2 separate regions of the Homo sapiens genome follow, and region 2 is linked to region 1. Evidence: chromatin contacts called from ENCODE Hi-C data. All regions are on one chromosome and are shown on one strand. The core of a region is the stretch at or near the end of the contact, and the rest is flanking DNA. Distances in the headings are between cores, read along the strand shown.

Region 1 (3,559 bases), core at 416-2,915:
TTGTTTTTTTTTGAGACAAAGTCTTGGTCTGCTGCCCAGGCTGGAGTTCAGTGGCGTGATCTCAGCTCACGGCAACCTCCGTCTCTTGGGTTCAGATGATTCTCCTGCCTCTTCCTCCCATGTAGCTGGGATTATAGGCATGAGCTACCATGCCCGGCTAATTTTTTATATTTTTACTAGAGACATGGTTTCACCGTGTTGGCCAGGCTGGCCTCGAACTCCTGACCTCAGGTGATCTGCCCACCTCGGTCTCTCAAAAGTGTCGGGATTATAGGTGTGAGCCATGGCGCCCAGCCGCAGACTTTTAAATACAGCATTTAGAAAGGTTTGATGACATCTTATGGTCTTTAATTGGACTGAACTTTTACATTCTTATTAGTACACATATAAAATCAACAGCTTTTCATGATTCGGCATTTACATCTTAAATCCTGCACTTTGCTCTGTTAGGAAATAGAGCAACACTGGATATTTCAAGCTAATAGGAAAAGTCTACATTTGATACAGAAAAGTTACCTTACGCAATATTGAGGAGCTAGTGAACAAGGGTTAGGGGGTGGGGGTGCCAGAGACCAGAGCATGCAAGAATGAGAGAGAGATTACATTGTCCTCTTCCATTTTAGTTGGTAGTTTCTACTGAAAACTGTAAAGTTTAACTTTTTGGAATTGTAACTATCCAAAGTGGGAATGTAAACTATATTGAACAAAATTTATTTAGCCTGTTAAAAAGTCAACCTAAAACTATGGTTAATTAGTTTATATTATTACATCACTTTTAGTAGAGACTCAACAATCAGTGCAGAGTAAGAGGAGCTATTATCAGGTGAGCTGACTGCTACCCATATGGGGCTTTAAGATAATGATGAGTTTAAATTTCCTCTTAGAGCTAAGTGAGAATAAAACTGGAGGCAATAAATACTCTTGGCCAAAGCCATTAAATGAAAAAGCTGGGAATTCTCCAGCTCTTGACTTAAATTGTTTGTTTATCAGCTGGCGCCTAGTCTGGAGTCAAGAGCTGGAGATTTCTATCTGTGACAGAACTTTGAAACTCTTGCAGGACACTTTCATTTCAACTTAAGGTAACTTGAGTTTATAGCTTTGGCTTTAAAGATTACTAATGATTTACTCATTTCCTTACCATTTAACCAGAGTGGACTTTTTCCCAGGAAGGGATCTGTGTTTATTTAGGGCCTTTGTCTGCGGAGGGATTAAAAGGCAGCCCACCAGCATTGTGAACTTGATGGTCATAAAAGGTCACCAAAACACACCATAAAAACATTCTTACCATGGAATTAATTATACAGTGTAATTTTACAAAGCAACTTGGTTACTCCATCTTACCCCCTCCCCCATATTTAAACATTTCAACTTTTAAAAAGTAAATCTTTGGTATAATTTTGGTTTATGAAAAAAATGTTTTATGATGTTTAAATGCTGAGGAAATTGTCATGTGCATATGTACAGTTTAATTGCTTAAAAATCTTAAAATTTTTGAAATGAAAATGATCATTTATTGTTAAACTGTGGGATGAATAACTTGTTTGGGAGGAGGTTAGAGTAGTCAGAAGAGTTGGTTAGTATTTCATAGAACAGCTCAGTTTCCAAAAACCTAAGTCCAGCTAAGAATTTATCTGTGCCACCAGGTGGCATTGCATCCAAACCTGCTAATGATAAAAGGATTATAAAATATATTATTTTTTGTTAAAGATATAACGATTTTACTTTTGAAGTTGACTGAAAACTACATCTGATATCAAGGTTAAGTATCTGCAAAGAATTGAAAAGATTTCTAAACTCTAAATATTTGTTTTTAGGTTGTTGATATTAAAACGAAAGTAAATGAAAATGAAATATTTGGAGGGGATTGCTATTTTTCATTTAGTAAAATAAGCATTTAACATTTGGCTTTTTTTTTTTTTTTTTTTTTTTTTTTTGCTTGTCTAAACACTGGAGAGGGGAATCCAGCGTATAAAAATTCTCACAAATATTTCAAATCCCCGCCCCCCACCATGTGGCAAGATTCCACCCCCCTCCCTGGGTCTTGTAAAAAAAAAAAAAAAAAAAGTGTCAGCAGGTTTTACTGTATGGGAATTTTTAAAAAGAGGGAGAAACCTCTGAAAGGTGCAAGTTGGTCCTTTTCACAAGCCTAACTATGAGATTCATTAGGCAGTTCATGTTCATGTCTTAAAAGCTGTTTTTGGGAAAGTAAATTCTTGAGTTTCCTGTACTGTTTTTCAGGGAGTCTTTATAGTCTTTTGAATCAGCTCATTTTAAAACAGTGATAATGTAAAAAGCACAATAAAAAAAGGCTCATTATAAATTTTATAAAAGTGTGATTTTTTTCATTAAAATACGTATTCATGTTCTATTTTTATGAACCCATAAATATAAGTTAATAAACTGTAGCAGAAACAATTAAATTACTTAATACAGCTATCCAGGTGATAGGATATGTTGTCAGAATAAATAAAGCTCAGTGTATATTCTATTGATTTTTATTCTTTTAAAAAATGTATTCACCATGCAGAGTGATGTTTAATGCTTAGCTTTGATCATTTAGCAAAAAGCTTAGTGCTACTCATTTTATACTCTTGCCTCTTCTGAGGCTTCTTAATGTGCACAACCTGTTTTAAGAAATGTATATGTTTTCAAAGTAAATGTTTGACCTCCCACCTTGATGTTCCCACTTAAAAGCAAAACCCTCCCCTCCCTTATATTTTGAATAACTTGATGAGAATGTGTGTTGTACTAAAACTAAATATATGCACCCTTCAGTATTACCAAAAGAGACCTTTTGGTTTTAAAAATTAGGAAATTTCACTTTTGAAAGTAGTCTAGACAAAGGTACTCATGACATTTGACCCTGAAATTTTTACTTTTAAACTTGATGCAACAGTCTGCTTCTTAGCTTTGTTGTATGCTAATATTTCTACTTATTTAACATCAAAAAGCTGTAGAGGTTTCTCTTTATAGATTATGCCTGTGTTCTGGAATTGCCTCCTGCTGTCCATGAATTGCTTCTTGGCTTGTTGTGTTAGAATTTCTCACCAGGGTCTTTTGTGAGCTATGTAGCCAACATTAAAAAAAAAAAAATCAAATTTGATAGAGTAAACTGGACTAGTAAAAATTATACTTACTATTCATAATTATAATTGAGGTTTCTTGGCTCAGCATATCAATTTTATGCAGTAAGAGTAAGCACATACAAATCTCATGTAATGATATGCATACATATAGTTGCCTACAATGACTGTTTTTCTAGTTATTTCTATAATATTAAAATGATTTTTTTGCTGAAATTCCAGAAATCTAAAAACATTGAAAAATAATGATAATGAGAAAAACAATTCTTACTTGTTAGGGTATATGTTATTTAGTAATGAAGCATTTAGATTTTGGATTCTCTCATTTCAGTTGGAAATAGTATTGGTGTAAGTGAGTGTTGCCATGGGAACCTCCACATAGATATAAAAGGCAATACTGTCTAAGTGGAGGAGGAGGGGCGATGTACTGAAATACCACTGGCCTAAATGATCTATTTTATGTATGTGTGTTGGTG
Region 2 (3,741 bases), core at 191-2,690, 430 kb before region 1:
TAACCTGAAGTTTATTCTAGGCAGGGCTGCTGTCCTGGTGGACTTGAATGTATAATGGAATCATAATTATTGCAGAGTGCTGCATGTTAAAATGACTGGTTGGGGGAAGGTGTTATTTACTTGTATTTTCCCCCACAGTTGTTACATATTAGTGCATCAAGACAAAGAAATGATTATAATTTACTGAGTAAAGTTGCAAAGGTCCTTGGCAATCATCTCACATACATGTACTTATAGAGAGGCTAGAGCTACTCCATTGGACTTTATGTATGTTACATTGTTAGAAAAAAAGATAAGGTCTTCCTGCTGAATTTTCACAAATATATCTTCTTCCACTTAAAGATATTATTTGACAATTGCATTTAATTTTTCTCCTTTATTTTCATGTATTTATTGTCATACATGTCTATGGTCTGTTCTCAGGGTTTCAGGTTGCTGTTGCTTTAGAATTGAAATTGAGAATTGTTCAGGACAATGGTTGAAAGCTTTGCTGGGTTTTGAAAACCCAGAAGAAATATTAATCGGGTGTATATTTTCTGGTTTACATCTTGTCACTCTGTGTACTCACTAATGAGTACATGTTAACAATTTCTATGCATGCCATAATTTCTCTGCACTTTATCCTCCAGCTTACTCCTCTCGTCCAGCCCTTCCCAAAAGTAAAGCAAGGAACCACAATCATCTCTCCTGCAGTCATCCATTAGGAGAAAGGGCTCTACACCAAAATTGAGTGGATTATTTGCTTTTAAGAGTTTGTTAAACATGTTTTGAAAAAATATTTTCTGAAAAATTTATTTTTGATGATACTCTCTATCTCTTTAGATTTCTTAAGTTTCTCATTCTTTTCCTGTTTTTTTTACTTACTTGAGATTAATGCCACACTGATGTTTTTCAACACTATAACAGATAAATTGGGCCTGTTTCTTTCTTTCTTTTTTTTTTTTTTTTTTTTTTTTTTTTTTGAGATGGAGTCTCACTTTGTCGCCCAGGCTGGAGTGCAGAGGTGCGATTTCAGCTCACCACAACCTCCACCTCCTGGGTTCAAGCAATTCTGCCTCAGCCTCCCAAGTAGCTGGGATTACAGGCGCCCACCACCACGGCAGGCTAATTTTCGTATTTTTAGTAGAGATGAGGTTTCACCATGTCGGCCAGGCTGGTCTCGAACTCCTGACCTCAGGTGATCCACTTGCCTCGGACTCCCAAAGTGCTGGGATTATAGGCTTGAGCCACTGCACCCAGCCTATTTCTTTTATATATATAAAAGATTGCAATTTGAGGACGGTAACGGCTCAGCCTTCATGTCTTAGCTTCACGTTGTAAGTTCTCATCTTGCTGGCTGTGATGGTATTTCATTAATATACAGGATAGTAAAAAATCACACTTTGTTTGCAGAGGCCATGGCATGTTTACCTTTTACTCAATAGCAAATTCCTTTCTGAGTGAACAGGGAAGCAGGATTTGTCTTTTGATATTTCATCCAGATCTCTGTTTCTGTTAAGAGGATGATGGTGTCATTTCTGTACTTTCTAGAAGGATTATGGCATTTTAATTCAAAAGACTTGTGTTCAGATTCCAACTTGGCCATACACCTGGGTATGTGAGTATAGGGAAGTCACTTACACAGTTTGGCCTCTGTTTTCTCATTTGTGAGTTAAAGACAGAGCTGTCTCTTTTGTAAATGCTTTTGGAATGAAGCAGGATTGGGAAAAATAAGAATATTTTCCATACAAGAATGTGAATATTAAATGCTCCATTATAAAAATTATAAATCAGTGTGTGTGTGTGTGTGTGTGTGTGTGTGTGTGTATTAGTTTTCTTTCATATTTTTATTATAACTGGCCACCCTCAAAGACTGCCTCAAAATAACAAAAGAAACTGAAAGGATTTGTTTGTGCTTCCAATTGTTCTTCTCCCTGTTGTTTGTCTTAAAAGCAGTGGGGCCCCCAGTAGGCAAAGCCTTCTAGGATTTGGCCAAAGGGAACAAAAACCCATCCTAACCTTTCAGATTCTCATGTTCCTTTGACTCAAATTGCTTAAGTAAGGTTCTACTTAAACTTCGTGTGTGTGTGTGCATGTGTGTGTTTTGCCTGGGATCAGTAGAACACAGAACAGTTTGAAATTCATATTGTGATGTTTTATTTTAGAAAGTCATAAAAGATAATTTTTTTTTAGAGAGGTATTGGTATTTCTTATGCACCAGGACTAACTGATTTGAGAAAGAATTAAGAGTTCCAGCTGGGTGTGATGATTCATGCCTGTAATCCCAGCACTTTGGGAGGCCGAGGCAGGTGGATCACCTGAAGTCAGGAGTTCAAGACCAGCTTGGCCAACGTGGTGAAACCCCATCTCTACAAAAAAACACAAAAATTAGCCGGGCATAGTGGCGGTGCCTGTAATCCAGTTACTCAGGAGGCTGAGGCAGGGAGAATTGCTTGAACCCAGGAAGTGGAGATTGTGGTGAGCCGAGATCGTGTCTCTGCGTTCCAGCCTGGGTGACAGAGTGAGACTCCTCCCATTGCCCCCCCAAAAAAGAGTTCCCATAGAGTACCACAATTACAAGTTTAGCAATCAGGGCTGTTTGAAAATCAGGAAAGAAAGAGGTGCATGTCATTTGAAAGAAAGGGGAGTTGCTGTCAAGCACAAAGGATAGTATTTACACAGGTAGCTGGTGAGTTCTTGCTTTCCTCAGCTGGGGTGTGCCCTGTGGTCACATTACAGTAATTCCCCAAACCTGCTCCACACCCTCAGTTCTCATTAGCGGTACGTCCTCTCTCTTCCAGGGGTTTTACTCCCCAAATAACTTTGGAGCCTTCACAGGCTTACATGTGCAGCTCGAGCGTACCCTAGGCCTAGCCAGTTTTGGGTCCTGGAGTGTCTCATTTCTAATCAGAGCCACAGTCTGCTGCCATTCCAGCCCTCGTGCCATTGTCCTCTGCCACCTTGCCAGCCTCAAGTCTTTATCCACATTACACACTAGGCTCCAAATCTGTGGTCTTCCTCTTTAACTCCTTGGAAATGTTTTTATTTTTGTGGACTTTTGATCGCATAATCGATGTTCCATCCCAGTGGCCGTGCAGTCTCCTTATTTTCACTTGAGTCAGCATTATGTCAACTAAGTACCAGGCACTTTGCTTTGTTCTAGGGGTAGATATGGAAAAGATGGACTCCCCATCTAGTTTGCTTAAGTAACATAGACCATACTTACATAGGTCCTTTGTTAAATTCAATTTGCAAGGTGCTGTAGTAATATCTTTAGAGAGTAAAGATGAAGGGGTCAAGGACTGAGAGGAGATGCTTGGGCACACACGTTTGTGTTGGGTTGCTTTCGCCTCCTTGTGGGGAGCTGAGGGGAGTTGCTGGAGCTGCAGTGGGAGGACCAAGAGGTATAAGGGGAGATGGTAGAGCATGTGGATGCGGCACAGGTTAGGGTCAAAGACTGGGCCCGTTGTGCTAATGTTACTTCCTTACGTGGTAATGACACTGGCCTGGTCCTGGGGTCTCTTCCTGGCTAGAATTATCCAAACTCAGGTGTTTAAAGCTTTCAATCTTTTTGTGTTGATTCTTAGATCTAGCTGGAAATGCATGAAGCACAGTTAGGTTGCTTCAGGGATAGCCCTGCCTCATATTCTAAATATATTGGGCAAATTCTTATTAAAGTGAAGATAAGGTTTCACTTCTCACAAACAGAAGAGGCTATCTGATCTAGCAAATGAGGGAGTGGGCTTGACACTCTTAAGCTGT

What was found. A loop is a pair of places that touch in the nucleus more often than their neighbours do. Pooled maps may share reads with other maps.
Region 2: a map with no recorded cell type shows a loop between it and region 1 (2.0-fold over the local background). The contact joins two enhancer-like sites. A Hi-C loop is called at or near these places in 1 of 168 maps with a recorded cell type or tissue (prostate gland), 1 of 37 single-sample maps with no recorded cell type and 6 of 50 pooled maps.

Annotation. Positions count from the first base shown.
Region 1 is chr7:27,603,962-27,607,520 of GRCh38, reverse strand. All of the region lies in intron 4 of HIBADH (3-hydroxyisobutyrate dehydrogenase), which reads left to right. LOC107986699 (a long non-coding RNA gene) reads left to right here. Exons shown (of 2, transcript XR_001744911.2): 2 at 991-3,559. Among named protein-coding and RNA genes, the nearest start is that of TSL, 10 kb to the left of the region's middle. Within about 2 kb of position 1,665, at least 3 of the 41 ENCODE cell types and tissues checked have a DNase peak (open chromatin) inside an H3K27ac peak, as active enhancers do.
Region 2 is chr7:28,032,535-28,036,275 of GRCh38, reverse strand. All of the region lies in intron 1 of JAZF1 (JAZF zinc finger 1), which reads left to right. Among named protein-coding and RNA genes, the nearest start is that of JAZF1-AS1, 150 kb to the left of the region's middle. Within about 2 kb of position 1,440, at least 3 of the 41 ENCODE cell types and tissues checked have a DNase peak (open chromatin) inside an H3K27ac peak, as active enhancers do.